2 separate regions of the Homo sapiens genome follow, and region 2 is linked to region 1. A link is a loop called in an ENCODE intact Hi-C map of the cell type or tissue named here. Cell type or tissue: dorsolateral prefrontal cortex. All regions are shown on one strand. Each heading gives the region's core, and the rest is flanking DNA. Links, peaks and the distances in the headings are about the cores only.

Region 1 (10,736 bases), core at 1,875-9,874:
TCACGTGGTTGGGAGGTCCAGGGCAGGAAGGGATAGGCCTCCCAGGTCACATGGCTGGGAGGTGGCCGAGCTGGGGCTGCATGGGATTTCCGTTTGGCTCTGGGGTCAGCTCTCTTAGCTACCAAGCTTAGAGCCTTTCTTACACTAGTGTTCACATGACTGATGGACCCTTAGAACAATGCCCCTTGCCTTTCCCCTTCATCAGAGACCCGGAGAATTTGTATTTTAGCAGCTGTGCAAGGGGATCCACAATTCTTAATTCTTGCAGTGGGGACACCAGGTGTCCCAGTTGAGAGGCAGCAACTGTTGTGGTTACAGGGAAGGAGCCTTCCCAGGACCCCTGAGCCTCCCCGGGAGGCAGGTGCTGCTGCTCAATTGTGGTCTGGGTCCTCAGCCACCTCCGGGGATCCCAAAGGGGCAGGGAACAACAGCGAAGTTTCAGTTCAACTTTACACTCTAATAGTGAAAAATAAGGAAGCTTCCTCAGTTTGGTAGCTTTTGGCCTCTGGTTTGGGGCCCATGGGGTTTGGGCCATGAAGACCCCCTCCTCACCAACCCCATTGCCTCCCATCCTGGGCAGGAGACATTGTCAATACCAGCCCGCCCCCTCTTCGTCAGGCAGGCAGCTTCCCCAGCCAAGCCCGTCTTCCCTGTGCTCAGGTCCTTATTTTCTTGAGATAACAGATTTTTGAAACAACTCAGCAAAGTATAGTAGACACTGGCTCCAATCTTAAAATGAGGAAATGGGGCCCAGAGAACTCAAGCCAATCCTCCCAGGTCACCAGCAAAGCCCAGACTACAGCACACGTTTCCAAAAGGCAACCTCCATGCTGCCCTTGCTGGGCAACTTCAGAGAAAACACCACCCGCCTGTGGATGTGATTCTGCCCATGTGAGGGGGATGCTTGTGTTAGCTTTGTCTTTCCCGTCTCTCCTGCCAGGACTCCTGGTAACTAACATACGCAGTATTCTGGGGTCTCAGGACCCTTACAGCATAGACAGGGCCAGTGCTAGAGGCCAGTCACCTCCCTAGATAGAGTTACGAGGAAATGTCAGTGCCTTTTACTTAATATTTAAGATGCGAATCCCAGCGATGAGGCCAACACTATCCCGCTAGCTTTCTAAGGAAATCTGGTGTATTGGTGCTGGGTCATGCTGGATGTCCCCTTCCTCGAAATTAAAACATCCGAGGGAAAACTGGCCTCTTGTCTTTCTTTGTTCTCCCGGGGCTCCTGTCTTTCGAAGTGAGAACTGTCTCACCAGTTCTAAAGTTCCTGCAGACATCTGCTCTTTGAAAACCATCAGCCAACCCACCCACCCCCACCAGGTCGACCCTTGGGCAGCCCCACTCAGAGATGTTCCCAGAGTCCTGGTGGGTTCTCCACGGATGGTGCAAAGGTGCAGGGGCCCCAGCTGTGCTCGTCTGGCTCAGGTATCTTCACCAGCCACCCCCACCAGTTGGCGTGTCAGGAGCATCGCTCACCTGAGGGCAGGCACAGCCCCATGGTCCCCGTTCCACTGGGCACTCTGGGAGTGGCTGCCTTTTCATTAGGGGCTTGATCTGTCCCTCTCCAGTAAACATAGACGCCATGTCCTCGGGTTGGTGTTTCCTCCACTACCCCTCCTCCTGGGGTTTTCTGTATTAACTTTACCTTTCCTGCGTGCAAGCTGACCCAGGTGACCTCTTCCTCCACACAGGTCGCCGTGAGTCAAGCTGCCTCCAGAACCTCAGAGCTTCCCTGGTGGGCTCCCCCGGGATCCCCAGTGTCTCTCTGCACCTCCACCCATCCCTCGGTTCTTAACTCTTCAAGCCTTAACGGAGGTCTGCTCTGACGGGTGGGCTCTGCCAGAGCCCGGGTGAGCCCAGAAAGGAAGACAGCAGCCACCGTCTGTCCCGAAGAGGCAGGCCGTCCTGTAGGTCCTAGAGGAGCCACAGCCCAGGGGCAGATGAAGGGGCTGCGGAAGACGGGGGCAGTCCTGGGGGTGCTGCGGCTACACCACCACCCGCGCGGCCCCCGCAGCCTAGACCTCCCAGGCCTGTGACCCTCCACACCAGCCCTCAGAACCCTCCTGGGCTTGCCCTCCCTTGGCGTCCGTCACCCTTTGGCAAATATAGAATATTTCACATTCTCAGAGAGACCCGACCGCGCTCTTGATGCTCTTTCGAAAATAGGTCAGTCTTAGAAATACACTGCTAATGTTATTTTTAGTGGATGTTTATGCTGTTTGACTTTTCTCCTGTGTACCAAGGTATTGCTTTTATTTACACGACAGCGACTCAAAAGGCACTCGATTAATGTGACAACCTTTTCAATAAGCAGAAATAACGTAGGTACACATCACTCTTTACATTTTTCTAAGCATTTTCACAGCCGTTTCTTCATATAATCCGACCACAGTGGGAGGTGTGATTTACCCATTACACAATGAGAAACCAGAGGAGCCGATGAGTTACTTAATTGAGGTCACAGAATGAATTAGCAAGAAAATGGTTCTAAAATCTAAGTATTTTAGTCTAGAATTTTCTCCATTACATCATCCTAAGAGATAATGCTCTGTACTTCATTTGAAATAAACTGGAATTGTATTAGATAGCTCACACCTGAAAGTAGAGTGTTTTTCCTCAGTGAACTTAGAATTATAACATGGCCTTAGTTTTCAACCCATGATACTAATTTTGTTGAATATAATTAATTGTCATTCATACAGAACATTTGGGGAAAGGAGTATTTTGATTTACTGGATATTCTCAGAGTCAGTAAAGAATGACAGTGGGTAATATGTGTGGATCACAGATTCTGATCAAGTAGAATCAATCGCATAAGACACTGAAATGTGGCTGGTTGTGCTGGATGCTCCATTTGGGATGGTCCATCACAGGCTCGCTGAGCATCCAACGAGGGCCGGTGCTGTGTTGGGCACGCTGGGGAGGCCAGAAACGCATCTCTGGTTCTTCCCAAGTCATGTCCCGCTGTTCTGATGTCAGCTGAGGAGCTTTCACTTGCCTTTCTTGGAAGAGCATGACACATATTCAGTAAAACCAGCTGTTGAGCCCCATGACTGTGTGGCTCTTTGGATTTCAGATAAAGTCATTGACATATATTTAAAAACCCTGTCTTTCAAACTTCATCTACAGTTTTCAAGTAATTTTTTTTTTTTTGAGACAAAGTCTCGCTCTTGTTGTCCAGGCGGGAGTGCAATGGCGTGACCTCGGCTCACTGCAACCTCCACCTCCCGTGTTCAAGCAATTCTCCTGCCTCAGCCTCCTGAGCAGTTGGGATTACAGGCTCCTGCCAACACGCCTGGCTAATTTTTGTATTTTTAGTAGAGATGGGGTTTCACCATGTTGGCCAGGCTGGTCTCGAACTTCTGACCTCAGGTGATTCACCTGCCTCAGCCTCTCAAAGTGCTGGGATTACAGGCATGAGCCGCTGCGCCTGGCCTCATGTAATCTTAATACATGTGCCACGTCTGTTCATTTGTGTTTTCTGTAATAATGAAAACTTGGTTTCCTGTCATCCTACCTCCCCCATCCAAGTCTATTCTTCGACAAACACTTCCTGAGCACTCACAGTGCTCCAGGCCCTGAGCTTAGCGCTCTGGGCGAAGTGATGAGAGGGACAGACCAAGCCCTGCCCTCACAGAGCACACGGTCTTGTGGGGGAGGGAGACGCTGAAGTCAGATGATGACAGCCATGGTAAGTACTGAGAGTGATGATTGCATGTGTGCTGTGAGATGCCCCTGACCTGGTCCCTTCATCCACCCATCTAACCATCTAACCATCTACCCATCCATTCACCCACCGACCCAACCACCCATTTGTCCACCTGTTCACACATCCGCTCGTCTGTCCATCCATCCACCCACCCACCCATCCACCCATTCACCCATCCATCTGTCTGTTCATCCATCCAACCATCCATTCATCTATTCAACCATCCATCCATTCATCCACTCAACCATTTATCGATCCATTCATCCAACCACTCACCCATGCATTCACCCACTCATCCACCCCTCCATCCATCCATCCACCTCCATCCACCCATCCACCCAACCATCTGACTGACCATCCACTCAACCATCCATCCATCCATCCATCCATCCACCCACCCATCCATCCACCCATCCATCCATCCATCCATCCATCCAACCAAGGAATGTGTATTGAGTCCCAGTTTATATACTGACATGAGGAAGACAAGAAAAATGAGGCAGAGTTTTTGCCCTCAAGTATTCACAATCCATCTGAAGAAAAACCCCTGTGGATACTATAATACGTGCAGTAAATACAGGGAGGCCTCTGGTGGAAGGAAGAGAGAGAAACAGAAAAATGCACGTCTATGCATATGGACTTGTGCACCTGTTCCCATTACTTCATTGGAAGGGCTTTGGGATGCTGCTGTGTCATGACTGCTGTTTAAGAATATTATCAGCATGCATATTGCTTGCAGCTTAAACCCTCCGATCCTAGACTGTTTCCACTGGCATGGCTTAAGGGATTAAATCCAAAGTGTATGGAAACAGAAGGAGGAAGGGAGGGCCCCTGGGTGACCCTTGGATGTCTGTAGAAGTTGTTCACTGCTCTCCAGTGCAGATGTCACCCCAGGGTTGTGCAGTGCACAACCTGTAAGGCCAGACTTCAGGGCCTTGGAGACTTCCCAGAAGATCTCTTAACAGACTGAGTGGGCAACTCAAATCCTCCTGTCTGTGGAAGCGGGGAAACTGACATAGACATATTCTATACAAGCCTCATTATAAGCCCTCCACAAATGATTGTTCTCACTGCGCAGTTGAGGAAATGGAGACAGCAACTTTTCTGAAGCCAAACAGCTGGCCAGTGAAGGAACTGCAATTCAAACCAAGCTCATTGGGTGTAAAGTTCATGCCACCCTCTGCTTTCTGTGGGGGATGGGAAGGAGGGTCTTTGCAGGCTTTAGAACTCAGAGTACCTCTGAGATGTGGGAAGAGGGCTTAGGGGTTCCCCAAGGCCAGTGGGCCTTGGGCTCCTGGGGTTCTGGGTCCCTGGAGGTTCTCATGTTCAGACACTATTGGGATCTCAATCTTCCTGGCCCAGGATCCCAAGCTGTGAATCACTGGAAAGTGGAAGATCTGATGGAGGTGGAGGGTCTGATGGAAGAGAATCTGATGGAGGAGGGTCTGATGGAGGTGAAGGCTCTGATGGAGGAGGGTCTGATGGCGGGGGAGGGTCTGATGGAACTGGAGAATTACTGGGGCTTTCCATGGGCCCTCTGGCCCAGGTTGCATCTCTCCATGCTGGCCACTAGATGGCGACATTAGCTGGAGTCCACGCTGGAAACCGAATGTCCCCTGAGTTTCCGCAGCAACCACATCCCTGGGTTCTCTTGTTTGTTCTCTTTCACTGGATTTGAGCCTCTTGCGTGTCTGAAATTGTTCTGCAGACCTGCAGGCTCCGGGGCACATGTGTGCAAAGGTGGTGCCCTGGAGGCCCTGTAAATAGCTCAGAAAGTGAGGCTGGTCTTCTTCAGAGACTGAGTGATTGCGAAGTGCAGGACAAATGAGTCTATGTGGGGGCCACAGCACGGATGTCCACCCTCCCATCTGGATTTCCCAAGAATGGGAGACATCTTTTCCCTCCCTTCCCGTTTCTGGGAGGACAGGGGCAGATGGACAGGCGAGTAAGACAGGTGGCAGGGAGCCAGCAGCCCTAGGAGCTGGTGCTGGGGAGGCCCAGGTGAGATCCCTGTGGCTCAGAAGAGGACCTCTGCATGTGGAAGGGACGCCCGCAATGCCCAGTGACACCTCTCTCTATTGTGGAGGGTGACGGAGTCTGCTGAGGTAGCCACATAAGCACCTAAACCAGAAGTGAGTATCTAAAACGGCCTTGCATGCCATAAGTCATCAGATAAGAGGGGCTGGACAGGGGCTCCCCAAGCCTGTCCTCAGCTGTGACCAGGTGGCTAGCAACCCTCTTTAGTTTGAGCACCTGCTTTGTCCCAGAGAGGGAGTATTAAATGTCCGCTGTTCACCCCCCACGCCCCATCTCTGTCCCTCCTGGGGAGGAAGGCTGTGGTGGGAGTCAACCCTCGCATCCCATCTCTGTCCCTCTTGGGGAGGAGGGCTGTGGTGGGAGTCAACCCTCGCATCCCATCTCTGTCCCTCTTGGGGAGGAGGGCTGTGGTGGGAGTCACCCCCCGCACTGTGTCTCTGTCCCTCCTGGGGAGGAGGGCTGAGGTTGGAGTCACCCCCTGCACCCTGTGTCTGTCCCTCCTGGGGAGGAGGGCTGCAGTGGGAGTCAATCCCCGCACCCCGTCTCTGTCCCTCCTGGGGAGGAGGGCTGTGGTGGGAGTCACCCCCCGCACCCTGTCTCTGTCCCTCCTGGGGAGGAGGGGTGCAGTGGGAGTCAATCCCCGCATCCCGTCTCTGTCCCTCCTGGGGAGGAGGGGTGCAGTGGGAGTCCCAAGATGCAGGCTCCTCCCAGTTCTCTGCTCACCTGTGCTGAGGCTCTGCGATCTGTGGAATGGGGCCGTGTTGCAGGCTCTTGTAAGGATCAGTGTTGCCCACCGAGGGCCCAGCACACAGGCTCCTAAGGTGACGAAGCACACATCCTGCTGCCAAAGTCACAGCAGCAGCGGCGCCCTCAGACGGGCCCGTGGGCCTCCTCCGCACAGTGTCGGGTGCTGAGTGCCTCTTGTGGGCTCTGGGCTTCGCGTCCAGCACTGCCAAAGTTGCCCAGGTTTCACGGGAAGCTCGCGGCAGGCCGGGCCCAGCAGCCTTCCGGGAGAAGGACACTACGCATCTGCGGCCCTGCATGCCCCCAGGAGCCCATGGGCTCCAGCACGGGGGTGGGCAAGGGGCGAGAGTCTGGCCCCTCATCTCCTGGCAGATTTCAAAGTGTGGTCAGAAACATAGCTGGACTGGGCAACTGGCTGAAGTGGAAGTCATCATTCAGCTAATGAGGCTTGATCTTTTCTCCATCCCCTGCTACTGCTGGTGTCTGTGCTGGCCTGGAGCTCACCCCACCTCACCCGGGCAGAGCAAAGGCCCTTGGCTGGCAGATGCTGGAGGGTCTGTAAACTTGCTGGTGAATGCCCGGCTGTGGACACACAGCAGATGCCTGTCAAGGGAGAAGGAGCCAAGGAGAGCCCTGGGGATTCCCAAGAGCTTTAGGGTGTAGGGAAAATCGCCCAGGCAGGCTGATTCTGCGAGGCTTGTCCCTATAGCAGGAGATGGCCTGTGCGAAGTGGGACTCCTGGGAAGGAGCGATGAGGACTAGAGGGAAGGGGCAGCATGACTCCACAGGCTCTCACAAGGGACACAGCATGGACATGCTTCTGCCTGGATGCCCCTCTGAGTCGACAGAGATCCATGTGCCCTGGCATCAAGGTCAGGCAGGGGAGACGTGCAGGGAGTGGAGTGGACACCAGAGGGGCAAGCACCACGGTGTGGACACCGAGGGGAGCCATGGGTCCTGGGGGTGGCCTGGGACTGGACTGTTGAGTCTTGGGTGGGCAGAAATCGTTCCCCTCATCAAGGACTGTAGATCCTCACTTGCGACACCCAGGACACCAAAGCGCTTCTGTTACTGGATAAAAGGTCTTGACTGTGTGTCATCCAGGCTCTTTGTGTTGAACAAAAAATTGAACAGAATGCATAAACAAAGCAAAAAAGAAGGAAGCGACGAAAGACAAAGCAACAAAATAACAGTAAATAAAGTGCAGGTATATTGAAGCTAAAGTACACTTCACAGAGTGGGAGCAGGCTTGAGCAGGTGGCTCAAGAGCCCCCATTACAATGCTCTTTAGGGTTTTTATAAAGCTCAAATAATCTGGTGACACCCCTAGGCACCCTTTAGAAGCCTCCAATTAGTCAGACCCTATGAAGGATTGGCCTGTGACCAATCAGAAGCTGAAGTGGAAACTTCTGTCTTGTTATCGCTGGAGTGAGGATGTGGCCCGTGTGCTGCCTAATCTTGCCTAGAACTGGCTGCACCTGCTGTTCTTTTGCTTATCCCTTAACCCTTGGTCACCCTAATCCCTATTCTCCTGTCTCAGTTCTGATGGAAAGAAAGTGACAGATGACCTGGAGGTTCCTAACCCAGGGAATAGCTAGAGTTCGCATCCCACAAACTAGTGTTAGACTGTGGGAGGCTAAGGGTATGGGCTTTGCGGTTGTGAGAGTTTGGAGGTTGAATCTCAGCCCTCCTATGTGGGGCATGTCACCCAATCTCTCTGAGCCCCTGTTTCCTCATATTTACCCCACCTGTGAATTGAAGCTGTTGCTAGCATTGGTTAGGGAACTTTGGGCAACAAGCAATGGAAATGTCAACTCCAACAGTCTTTAAGGATAAAGTCAATTTATGACCCCTTGCAAGTGAGAAGTCCAGGCCAGGGTGGAGCTCAGGTGTGGCTTGCTCCTGCAGCTCTCAATGGCCCAGATTTTGTCTGCCTTTTGCTCTGCGTTCCATGGTATTAGTTTAACCCAAAGCTCCCTCTTAGCTCCCAAATGGCTGCGAGCAGTAATCAGGACTAATTGCTCATTTGTGCATGTCCAGCTGAAGACAGAACAGGTCTTCCCCCAACTACGGATTAAAAGGCTGGGTTAGGCGGGGCGCGGTGGCTCACGCCTATAATCCCAGCACTTTGGGAGGCTGAGGCGGGCGGATCACGAGGTCAGGAGTTCCAGACCAGTCTGGCCAATTGGTGAAACCCCATCTCTACTAATGATACAAAAATTAGCTGGGCGTGGTGGCACGTGCGTATAATCCCAGCTACTCTGGAGGCTGAGGCAGGAGAATCGCTTGAACCTGGGAGGCGGAGGTTGCAGTGAGCCGAGGTCATGCCATTGCACTCCAGCCTGGGCCACAGAGTGAGACGAGACTCGTCTCAAAATAAATAAGTAAATAAATAAATAAATAAATAAATAAATAAATAAATAAAATTAAAAAAGGTTAGCATTATCTCTTGATTGAAATGTCCTACGTGATTCCCCGACTCCGAGCCTGTCGCTCTGGCCAGGAGGATGTTGGGTGCTCCTGATAGGCTGAGGCCTGGGCTATTTGCAGTGTCAAAGGGAAAGGCCTCATGCTGTTGGTTCATTAGTGAGAAGCCACAGGAAGGTGACATGCCAGGGAAAGAGACTAGGCTCTGTGTTTTGGGTTCACAGCATGCAAGCATGCACCCAAACATGGAGGAGGGGACTTGAGTGTCTTTTGAATGGGTCTACACTGATATTTGCTTCTCTGACCTCCGAAGGCTCCATCTCCTAGGACGTTTTCCGGGAGCCAGGGAAAGCAGGATAGCAGAGCCTGGTCACGTAGTGCTTTGAGAATGCGCTGGGTGGGCGAGCGGTGCCTTCTTATTGGGTTGTTCTTGTGAGGAGCATTCTGATTCCTACTTAGAAGCCCTGAATGAAGGTGGGAGCCCCTGACGATGGCAGAGGCAGGTATGTCTAGGGTCTGGGGGCACCTGGTGTCATCTACTTGAGTCCTCTTTGAACTCTGCATTTGGCAGCTGAGCGATACCGAGGAAGTCACTTCCCCTCAGCGTCAAGCACCTGTGCTCATCCTCAAAGGGGTCAATGACGCTTAGGTCACACTCTCCAGGGCCCAGAGCTGCTGAGCTGCACACATGTACGTTTCTCCATGAGACCATCTTGGGGGACAAGTGCTGGCACCCCCACATGGTAGGACAAAGACAGAGGCCTTGAGACATTAGTAACCTGCCTCAGATCACACAGCTGGGGCCAGACCAGAGCCCAGGCTGCCCGCGGTCATGTCCTAGGCACCATTTCTCATAGGCATCGTTGAGTGGGAGTCTGGGCTAAACAAGACCACACTGGTTTTGATGACGGCATTTTCTGCCCCTGTACCGCATGGTAGGCCAGGGCCTCCCTCCCACCTGGCTACGCTGCGCCTCCACCTTCACTCTCAGTCTCTGTAAAGACATGTTTTGAGTGCTTGGGGCAGTCGCTGAGAATATTAAAGACATAATACAGGGGCGTGCACGATGTGGGGCCTTGGTACAGGTTGGTACAGGTTGGATCCATGCCTGCCCTGGCTCTGGGACCCTCCTCCCCAGGATAGAGCCAGGACAGGTGGGGAGGGGGTCACTACCTGGCATGATCCGCCAGGAGCTGGGGCAGAGGGACGGAGCCTGCCTGGCAACAGCCATGATCCACCAGGGGCTGGGCAGAGGGATGGAGCCTGCCTGGCAACAGTTCCAGGGGGGGTCCTTACTGGGACTTCCCCTTCCCAGGACCGCCAGTCCCCCAAACACAGCGGGAGCCCTGGTCAGGGAGGCTGGTAACCTAGGGGGAAGCCAGCGCTGGAGCTCTGGCTGAGGATGGAGCAGGCACTCTCTGTTCAACCCTCCAGGAAGCCAGCATCACCAGGTGGCTGGGGTGGCTTCTGGCCTCCACTGTCTGCACGCTGTACCCTGGAGCTGCCTTGGGAAGGTTTCGGCTCCTGCAGCTCCCCCACGCCAATGCAGACATTGGCCTCATTCAGAGCAGGTCCGCTCTTCCCCAGGGGCAGGCCCCTCTCATGCGGCCCGCTTTCACTTTATCGGAGTCACAATGATCTGACCTCCTCCTATTGATCACGCACAGCATTTCCTGGGACTGAGTTTAATTTCTAATATCTGCCCCATCAGGCCCCTCCTGGGCAATCCTCTTCCTTCCTGGAAGGTACATTAAACTCTGAGGTTTCACAAGGGCTGGCTGCATCCCTGTGCAGGCAGACAGGACCCCACACA
Region 2 (10,736 bases), core at 1,775-9,774, 160 kb after region 1:
GTTAAAAACACCGAGGCTCAGGGATATTACACAACTTGCCAAAGCCACAGAGCTGGTCGGTGGTGCACGCAGAAGTGAGACCCTGGCCATCCAGGCAGGGCTCCTGGCCACTCCATGGCTCTCCCTTCCTCCGGGAGAGGCATTTAGGATTTGAGACCACACAGGAGGAGAATCCACGTTGTGCAGGAAGTGGTGTGGCAGGTCTGACCCTCATGACCAGTGGAAACTTCTCCTCCCAGACACTTGGCTGAGGGGTGAGATGATGTGCCAACATCTCCAGGGATCGGCCTGGAGGTCCTTGTGCTGTCAAGACCCCTTGTGAGTCAGCACTGGGGCCTGGGTCCAGATGTCATCTGGGATCATCACCTGGGACATGGCCCTACTGGGCCCTACTTGTAGGCGAGGAGGAAGGTGTGCATGTGTGGGTAGGAACGAGACAGTGCAAAAAGCCGCTGCCTGGTGACCTGGCATGCAGACTCGGCCCTCCCACTTGCACGGTGATCCACTGAAGACAACAGCTGCCTCTGTACTCACGCTCCCCCACACTCCCCTCCTTCCTGCCCTGGTTTCTCCATCCCTAGATGCCATCCCATGCCCCAAACCATCCGCCAAGCACAATAACCTCGCCCCCACCCACCCCATGAGGTCACTCGAGTTGACAACCAGATAACAGTTTTTGTTTTGTTTTGTTTTGTTTTGTTTTGTTTGTTTTTGAGACGGGGTCTCGCTCTGTTGCCCAGGCTGGAGTGCAATGACGTTATCTCGGCTCACCACAACCTCCGCCTCCCGGGTTCAAGAGATTCTTCTGCCTCAGCTGCCTGAGTAGCTGGGACTACAGGCGCGTGCCACCATTCTCAGCTAACTTTTGTATTTTTAGTAGAGACAGGGTTTCATTATATTGGCCAGGCTGGTCTCGAACTCCTGACCTCTTGATCCGCCCACCTCAGCCTCTCAAAGTGCAGGGATTACAGGCGTGAGCCACCGCGCCCAATAGCAATTTGATGACCCATCCCCTCCACTGCTGGGAAAAGGCTGGGCACCGCCCACACTCCATGCAGCTCTCTTTCCCTGGCTCGGAATCGCTGCAGGCGCCACAGACCAGACGCGCACTGTTCCCCACTCCTGCTTATCGGCCGCGCGGCATCCCCTTGTCGCAGCACTCCAGCATCCATGCAGCCGCGCGGCACCCCGTCTTCGGAGCACTCCAGAATCCATGCAGAGCGCAGCACCCCACATCCAGAGCGCTCCAGAATCCATGAAGCACGCGGCACCCCCTCGTCAGAGTGCTCCAGAATCCATGAAGTGCGCAGCACCCCTTAATCGGAGCGCTCTAGAACCCGTGCAGCGAGCAGCACCCCACACCCGGAGCGCTCCAGAATCCATGAAGCCAGCAGCACCCCACACCCGGAGTGCTCCAGAATCCACGCAGCACGTGGCATCTCCTCGTCATAGCGTTCTAGAATCCATGCAGCGAGCAGTACCCCACACCGGGAGCGCTCCAGAATCCACGCAGCGTCTGGCACATCTTTATCAGAGCGCTCCAGAGTCCATGCAGCCACAGTCCTCCAACGGACCCTGAGATTGTTTCTGCAAAAGGCCATGCCTTCATAAATCTGAAAATTTGGAAAACATCCTTCTACTTATATCCTTACAACCCACCATTCAAGCTGTAGAAGCCTTTCTGGAACCCCAAGCAGAAGGATATCCAAAATGTAAAAACGGTGGGGCCTGCAATCCCACGGAGCACCCCCCACTCTCACGGTGCCCAGGTCGTCCCACTCAGCACGGACATTCTGCCTCCAGCCCTGGGGCCTCCAGGTTATACCCAAAAGAGGTGACTCTTGGGGACGTAAGGTGCGTGGGGTGCCATGAACCCTCCCAAGGCTGCAGCCTCTTGGGCAAGGAGTCCACAGTGCTGTTGCCAGCCAAATTGGCTGCACCCCTGCACGAGGGGGCTGATCTTCCCCACACCACCACTGTGGCTGGCATCGCAGTAGGTACCACTTGTTAACAACCTCGTTCTACAGAGAGATGGTGAAGCCAGACGCAGGTAAACCTGTGGCAGGGCACTCTTCCTGAAGAACCAACAGATCCCCTCAGGCCCGCCCCGCTGTTTTATTTCCCTTCTCTGCCCTTTCCCCGGTGCAAGCAGCTGTTGGTCTGTGCTTCCTGCTGCTCTGCTCTGCAGATACTAACGAAGCCACAACCAGGGGGCCGGGTGGTCACAGCAGGGACCACAGCTGGGCAACCTATAATCTCTGTGACGCTGGGAGCTCTGGGACCTCATTTTTCCTAATGTCCCCATCTGTAAATAGCCAGGTTGCCATGTTGAGAGCAGGTGTCAGAGGGAAATGGGATCTCGCCACACTGCAGGACTGAGACAATTCCTCTGGTTGGTGAGGGCTGGGCCTAGGATGGGAGGCTCAGAGCAGTGAATGAATGGATGTGGTGTTGGATGCTTCCTCCAGGAGGCCTGCCCGCCTGCCCCTGTGGAGGACAGAGGCCAGGGAGACAGGTCAGTGGGATGGGGGAGCAGAGGGAGTCGGTTGCACCCCACAAAACCCAAGAGGGAAAGGCTGCAGTGTTCAGGCCAACAGGGACAAAGACAGCTGCACAGCGAGAAGCAGCAAATGATTCCTGTGCCTGAGTGTGGTCTTGGAATGGCAGAGAGAACCCTTGAGCCTGGGAGCCACCTGGAAGGGAACAAGGCCGTCTGGCAGCCACCTGGCAGGACCCATGGCATTGAAGATCAGATGTGCCAGCCACACCTTGGTGCTCGGTATGCCCTTGGAAATAAACTCTCAGTTCTCAGGGCAAAAAGGCTTTGTCTAAATGGGCAAATCAACAGAGGTATCAGCACATGTACAGATGTGTGCTTAATGAAGATATTATTCCCATGCCATAGAATTCACTTTTTTAAAGTGTTCGTCTCAGGGGGTTTTAGTATTGTTTTAGTAAAGTGTACGATTTGGTGGTTTTTAGTATCTAATATTGCACAGAATTGTGCAGCCAGTATCATATGCCACTCCAGAACATTTCCATCACCCCAAAAGGAAACCCCTTCCCCATGAACAGCCACTCCCCATCCCTCCCCCTACCCAGCAACCACTGAAACACTGTCTGTCTCTGTGGGTTTCCCTATTCTGCACATTTCATATAAATGGAATCACACAACACATGGCTTTTTGTGATCGGCTTCTTTCACTTAGCATAAAACACACTTCAGTTTTGAAAACAAAATAAAACCTAAGGAAGAAAGGGAGCATGAACTCTAAATGCAGTAGAAAACTATGGCCGACCAAGGGGATGCGGCTCTGACCTCACAGGGGAATGAGCTTTCTCAGCCTGCACCTTGCTTCTGCAGCTGTCGGCAACCCTCTGATACAGCCATTATAATTGTCCCATTTTGCTGATAGGAACTTTGAAGCCCCAGGGCTCTCTAACTCTTTCCAATACATGACAGTGCCTCTCGAGCCCCCAAGAAGGAGGACTGAGGGGAGAATTTCCAGCCTCCACAGCTGTGTCACAGCCCAGGGCCCTGCAGGGCCTCAGAGCAAAAACCTAGTGAGCAGGGAGGCTTCTTGGCCACTGGAGATGCACCTACCACTCAGCTGTCCCTCAGAGACGACCTGCTGCAGGGACCCAGGTCACCGACAGCCCCGCATCCAGCATGACATCCACGCCAGGCCCACTTCCCTGAGGCTGCTCCCAACCAGGGCATTCCCACCAGACACAGGGTCCCTCGAGGGGCACTCTGCTTTGGGGACTCCCCATCAGCCTGCGGGAGGCTCTTCCTCCCCAGTCCTTCCCCCACTCATTTCGGAGGCAAGAACTCCCCAGTACGTCTGCTACTTATGGAAGCCCACATGGGTGTCTCAGCTTGAAGCCAAAATTCTCGCCATTGGAAATTATGAATCCTTGGAATACAGTGATGAATACAAGTGAATATCCAATGTATTATGGAACAATGTAGAGCTTTCTAGCAGACTCCAGAGGAACTGTGGAAAATGAGAAGTGCCACAGCCGCACCCTTCACCACCAACTCAAGAGGAGGGGGAAGGCATGGGCATGGCACGGAAAACCATCATGGGGTGTAACGGCTGCAGCGTGGGGAGAAGCCTAGCGTTTCTCTCCCCTTTCCAACAGCAGCACACGCCAGCAGCGAGGGAGCCCAGCCATGTTCTGGCTTCTTCTGGCAATCAAAGTGTTCATTCTGGAAGGCTCTGGAAACACGGACCATTTCCAAGTTAGTGATGAAGGTATTTGACATAAAAATGGTTCCTGGGTCCTATGGGTCACAATTCATTATTTGAATTCGCCGTGAGCCGCTGATGGATGTCGGTTTCAGATGTGCCCAGACCAGGAGGTGGGAAGGCCCAGCAGGTGGCGTTGAGGCCACCTGGGCTCTGGACAGCTGTTGTCAACTGATGCCCAGTGCTGGAAATTAAATATGCACGAGGCCTTATGAAAATATAAGAAATAAAAGGAGAGTAATGTTCAGTACATTCCTATTCAGTGCACCATGCTCCCCATGTCCACACCAGAGGACGGGATGAAGGAGTCCGGGGCTTGAATCCCCCTGGATGGGCCACCCGAGGAACACAGGCAGCCCTGGCACTGACATGCTTGAAATGAACGACTCAGCTAACGCTGCAAACCAAACAAATGCAGTGTCTTCTTGATTTACATGACATACCCTCCTGGAGAATTCAGGTATGTTCAAGCCATTTGAAACAACAAACAACAACCAAAACAACTGTGTTAAAATGTAACACAGAAGTAGTCTCTGGGTTTCGATCGCCGTGAATAGGTTTGCAGCCACCATGTGTGTCCAACAGGACGCCAGGACGTCTATCGGGTGGAGGCAGTGGTCTGTTCAGGACACCTGGGGACACCACAGGGTCCTGCCATGTCTGGCCTGTGTCCACTCAATGCCCCCTTTCATACGATTCATAAACGTGCCCACAGATTCCCGAACATCCCCGTGGCAGCAGCCTCCACTGGGAACCCTCGGCTTAGATCATGTGTCCTGGGTCCCAGATCCTCCTCACCAACAGGAAGCCCAGGGTCATTCTGGGGCTGCGTATCTTAATTTGTATCTAGAAGGGGCAGGGCACAGCTGTGATTGGTGGCGAGCCGCAGTGACTCCAGCAGTCAGTAGAGGGCGCTGTTCGGTCGCTTTGTGGTTTGGACCAGGTTTCCGTTCTGCCGTCGGGCTGGGGGGTGGGTGGGCTGCTTTTGGGTCCTGCTCCCCCATTGGTGTCTGTGATCTCTTATGAGAATGTCACAGCCCCCAGGTGGGTGCTGTCAGGGGCGTTGCGCTCTTTCTCATAGCATAAACCCTACCCGGGGTTCTGAGAGCCCCCCGACCATGCCTGGGGCTCGCGAGGAAGGCAGGGAGCTTCCAAGGTCCCCATAGCAACCGAAGTCGAAGCGAGGGAGAGGCAGAGACGGTCGGAGGCAGGACACGGGAGACAGAGAAAGACGGGGGTCCAGTCCAGCTCATTCCAGGACCCCAGCCCTCCTCAGCCCCTTTCCTTTCCTCACTGGGGTCTGCCCTGCACAGCTGGATTATGGGGAGTCTCTGTCCTGCCGGTTGTTGCCAGCAGATCTCTCCATCTGATGCTATTTCATTTGATGGAAGCAACCTCGATCCAGCCCACACGGGCAGCAGGAGTCAATGGTGAAGCTTCTAGAATGTGCACGAAGCATTGTCCTGTCTGAGGAAGGCACAGGCTCAGGCTGGAGACAGGGAGCAGCTCTGTGGTGGGTGAAGGAGGAGTCCCACCTGGCTCAAGTTCTGGGGGAGCCCTCCCTCTCAGGGCACAGTGGGAAGTCTGGGCCGGGGGGACCACAGTGCAGGAGGTGTCTGCAGTGACTGCAGAAGGCAATGCCAGGAACGGCGGGGTGGGGCAAGTCAAGAAATTCTTTGGAAATGTAGGTGGGCGGTGCCCATGAATGAGGCAAGGAGGCAGCAGAGCCCTGTCCCGGGGTACAGGGCACCAGGTGGGGTAGGAGGAAAACGGAGCTGGTCATCCAGCTGGTGGCAGGGTGGCCTGAGGCTGAGGCCAGGGCCTGGGGCCAACCTTTCCATCCCTCCAGCCCTCAAAGGCTGGGCATGGTCTGTGAGGGAGAGGGATGCAGAGCCCCGCCTCGGAGGATGTCCCGGCCAGAGCAGCTCTCAGTAGCAGAGCTCCAGAGCAGGGAGGCCACACTTGGCGTGTGCTCTGAGGCCCGGGATAGCCCTGGAAGTTTCCCTCCCAGGGCTGGCAGCTGATGCTTCGGGGCATTGGATGGGACACCCAGGGCTTGAGATTTAGAGACCAGGACATCCTGACAGTGTCCCCTCTCAGTAGGGGCTTTTGGACAAGCTACTTCAAGAAAGTCTCTTTCCATATCTGTAAGACAAGGGCAATACTACCTCCCTTCTAGGGATGTTATGAGCTCTAGGGACCAGGCCCCGAGTGCAAGCTCAAAAACAAAAGCTGCTATTTTAAAGGAGCAGTTGTCTCTTTTCAAAAGGGAACAGATAGCTCAGAGCAAGAACCCCACCGCTGTGACCGCACTGCAGTGGAATTGTGGATCCGGCCCTAAGAGAGCCCCGGCAGTGGGAGCAGCACAGGAGGCCCAGGCAGGCAGCGCTCACAGGAGGCCCAAGCAGGCAGCGCTCACAGGAGGCCCAGGCAGGCAGCGCTCACAGGAGGCCCAGCCAGGCAGCGCTCACTGGCCTTCGTACATCTAAAACCGTCTTGGTGGGAGCGGAGAGCTGCCGTGTCCCAAGACAGTGCGATGGGGAGAGAACCACACTCAGGTCCAGAAGTGGATAAGGCTTCATGAGGACGTGAGATGGAATCCCCACTGCCACCAGCTCATTCATTTCCTATAGCTGCATCCATTTTTTTAAAAAAAGAGAAAAGAAGGCCACCCAATGTGTCACAGATGTTTAAACTTAATTAGCAAACAAATACAAAAAAGTGCCTGTTTGTTCATAATGTTTACTGTACAAAGAAACAAAACCCAGGAATAGTACAAGTATTGAACAGTAGCGAGAGTGGTTGTGAAATAAAGGACCACTTTGGAAGACAGTTTTATTGGCTTGCTGTCTTCACCAAGAAAGACTTGTGATTTTTGAAAACTTCTACCTGAAATGTATTTTTTCTGCTTTCCCGAGGAAGCGGCACTTACAGTGTTCCTAGGCTTTCCTGTGACGTGGGTGCCAGTCTGGATTCAAAATATCCTTGCATGCACTGCAGCTCCTTAGGGAGTCTTTTCCTGCCCTTGAGGCCTGGGCAGACTCTCCCCTGACACCCTCCCGCCCTCTCCCACGACGCAGCAGAAATAAAGCACAACCTCAGAAAGTCTCAGGCACGAAGAACTGTCCTCGGGTGGAGCATGGGACCTTTATTCGTTAAGACATCAGGCTCCAGATATGAACTTTCAGCAGAAGCGCTTGCCGGGAGCAAAGGGACAGAAAAGCTGAGATGAACAGTGCCTGGCAGCAATCACAGCCGGGCAAGGGTGCTCCGAGCCTCGCATCCCCCGGCCGGGGGCAGCTGGAGGTGCCTCAGAAGGTGCATTCTGCAAACAGAGCAAAGGCTTGTGTGAGCAGTCTCTCTCCACCCACGCTGCCCAGCTTCCCAAGGTCAGGGCAGGCTCCAAGGCCAGCACCTAGTGCTGCCTCCTCCCCAGAGTCACCGGGGAGTGTTGAGTCCCCACCACATGGGGGAATAGCCAAGATTCCCACCTCGGGTTGCTAAGCAAGATAGTGGGACCCAGGGATCAGGCAGATAACAAGCGAGATGGGCCTTGGCAGGGCCATGGCTGGCACTCAGAGGAGAGTGTAGTTCCAGTGGAGCTGAAGGAACAGGACCGGCAGTGGACAGTAGCCAGACCCCTCTCTCTCCTGGCCTTCTCTGGACCCCCACCCCCACCCCTACCCTGGACTTGCTGGGGAGGGTGAAGGGAGGCCCTGGGCAGGGGCCCATCATTGATCAGGGAGCCGGGGCCAGCAGGACTCAGCCTCCCGCATTTCACCCTAGGACAAAGGGCAAGAGAGGCCCCTCTGGATGCTGGTTCCAGGAAGGTACCTCACGCAGGTGCGGCCTTCGTGGGGGCTGAGCTGGCACTTGGACATGGCAGATGGCTTATAGCCAATCGCCCCACCCACGATGTGGGGCAGCTAAGCCTGGTGGAGCCAGGGTGGCAAACCCGTGTGCAGGGCCATCTGTTACCCGCACAGCACGCAGGCTCTCCGCCCCTGGGGAGGGAACCCCCAGGGTGGTTGCCCTGCACCTGCCCTCCACCACGGCAGAGAGAGGGAGAGGAGATGACCCTTGTGGGGGGCAGAGTGGGGGAGGTGGGGTGTGGCACCGAGGCCTGACGTCTAGGGCTGGGACCGCCTGCCGTCTGTGTAGGGGATGCCACAAATGACAAGACTCTGGGGGGCCGATTTGCAAAAACAGCCCAAAAGTCGGCCCGGCTTTCCACACCTATGCGTTTCCACTTCTCTCAAGAATAGTTACTAAATCAGTTCCCTCTATGCGATGCCATCATTTTGAACACCTTTTTGAAACAATTGCTTTTATGTTTTACATAAAGGGGACAGAAGAGGACAGCCCCTGGCCATGGCTGCCCTAAGTGTGAAGCCTCTGCTCTGAGGCCTTGGAACAGGTGTGTGTGTGTGGCTTCCTGGGGTCCTTGTGCCTCCATCTCCAGCCCAGAAAGGACAGGGAGGCCCTGAGACCCCCTGCCTTATGGGGCTGGGCCCAGACCACGATGCCACTGGGGCCTTACCTGCTTCCTGCAGGGGCTTGAAACACCAAGGCACTCCAGGGATCCTGGAGTCAAAGCAGCAGCCCCGGTTGTTGCACTCCTTGGGGGTGACATGGGGGTAGCCGCAGTCCACCCTGTCCTTGGCTGGCACGGCACACTGGTTTGCAGCTGTCCCAGACAAAGCCCTGTCAGCTGCCAGAGCCCTTGCTGGGCTGCGGTGAGTGTGTTTGCTTCACTTTGCAAGTTTGCATCCTCCCGCTCCGCCCCACCCCGCCGAGTTCAACCACTGCTGAAACCCTCGCCCTTAGGAAGATGCACTTTCCCTGTGAATATTTAAAGAGAGGCAGTCTGTTAAATGCTCAGCTCGGGGACTCTGGCCATTTGCCTAAGTGTCTTTCTCCTTGGCACGCTCTTATCACCTTCTCGGGAAGTCACATACGGACCTGGGTACCTTCCAGCTGGCAGGAACCCCTGGGGAATCTGGGGTCCCTTGAACCCAGAAACAAAGTTACCCTTCATTGTTTGACCAACAAAACCTTGCCCCTTTGTTTTAAATGAAAACCGTGACAGGAGAGGCACACGCCATAGAGATCATTGCAACGCATGCTGCCTGCTTTTCACTTTTTTCTGCATCTCCCCTTCCTGAATTGTTGAGCATGTCCCACCCTCCCGGGACATCCTTCAGTCCCCAATATTTTCATGTTTCAGGCAAGCCTCTATGTCTGTATGTGCAGCAGAAGTTCACTGCGTTTCATTAACGAACTGAGTATTTCCTTAGGAAAATGGCAATCACGTGCAGTGTCTTACATTCCCTTCTCTTGCTCCCAGTCCGTAATTGCTTATCCTCCTGGCATCCAAACTTCGCTCACACTGGAATCAGCTGCAGAGCTTTAAAAATGACTGACGTTGGCTGGGCATGGTGGCTTACACCTGTAATTCCAGCACTTTGGGAGGCCAAGGCAGGAGGATCACTTGAGGCCAGGAGTTTGAGACCAGCTTGGCCAACATAGCGAAACTCCATCTCTACTAAAAATCCAAAAAATTAGCTGGGCATGGTGGTGCATGCCTGTAATCCCAGCTACTTGAAGCCGAGGCACAAGAATTGCTTGAACCCAGGAGGCGGAGGTTGCAGTGAGCTGAGATTGTGCCACTGCACTCCAGCAGTGAGTGACAAAGCAAGGCTATCTCAAAACAAAACAGCTGAGGCCTGGATCTTGCCTGGAGATGCCCTGATGTAACTGGTGTGCCCCAAGCATTAGGATTTTTAAAGCTCTCCAGGTGATTCTAATGGGCTGCAAGTTCGGGAACCACTGCCTTTGACCCTGCTCAGAAGACACCCAGATAAAAGCCATGCCCTCATTCCTTCAAACTTGGGTTAATGGAGCAGCCACACCCCATGGCAGGGTTGCTATGCAATGGCTAAATGAACCTTGTGCCTGCCGGTATTGACAGTGTTCTGAAGTCAGGGTTTTTCTCCTGCATCTTTCCTTTTTCTTTGTAAATGTGGAACAATGCATAAAGACCTATATTGTAATTTAGAAATCTCCAGCAAAGATGGCTATGGGGTCATAGGGGATGGGCTCAGGCTCAAACCCTGATTTCAACACAGACTGGGCAGGGCTGCCTTGGATAAGTTGTTAACTTTCTCTGAGCCTCGGTTTCCTTGTCTGTGAAATGGGGACAATAAAGACCCACTTCAAAGGGCTAGCGCAGGAAAAAGTGTATATGTGACAGGTGGCCATTATTAAATGAATGCAGAATCCCCCCTTATCCTGGATCCCTTCCCTTCACGCCCACCCTGCCACCGGGGCAGTCAGGGCAGTACTCACACAGGCCCACGTACTCCTCAGCAGAGCTGGAGGACAGCAAGGCCAGGACCAGCCCCAGCATGCAGAGCGCTCTGGCAGCCATGACCACCGTGGGCTCCGGGACGCAGCTCAGGACTCGCTTCATGGTCCAGGAGG

The links. Hi-C counts contacts between places; a loop is a spot of excess contacts. Peaks named below come from ENCODE experiments on the same cell type or tissue, not always from the same donor. Only the 100,000 strongest peaks of a DNase experiment are listed, where the experiment ranks them.
Region 2: a loop joins it to region 1, with 2.6 times the contacts of the local background. A loop is called at or near these places in 13 of 110 quality-filtered maps.

The regions. Positions count from the first base shown.
Region 1 is chr21:42,140,399-42,151,134 of GRCh38, forward strand. It overlaps UMODL1 (uromodulin like 1), which reads left to right. Exons shown (of 23, transcript NM_001004416.3): 23 at 1,698-2,598. Among named protein-coding and RNA genes, the nearest start is that of UMODL1-AS1, 37 kb to the left of the region's middle. In dorsolateral prefrontal cortex, for the core only: CTCF peaks have their summits at 5,289 (motif pointing right) and 5,506; a DNase peak (open chromatin) is centred at 5,333; H3K4me3 peaks cover 232 bases; H3K27ac peaks cover 371 bases.
Region 2 is chr21:42,304,692-42,315,427 of GRCh38, forward strand. It overlaps TFF3 (trefoil factor 3), which reads right to left and starts at 10,718. Exons shown (of 3, transcript NM_003226.4): 1 at 10,602-10,718; 2 at 8,794-8,940; 3 at 6,976-7,578. The coding sequence starts at 10,683. The coding sequence ends at 7,565. RefSeq lists enhancers at 1,966-2,465, 7,389-8,385. In dorsolateral prefrontal cortex, for the core only: CTCF peaks have their summits at 5,156 (motif pointing right) and 5,357; DNase peaks (open chromatin) are centred at 5,140 and 5,967; H3K4me3 peaks cover 724 bases.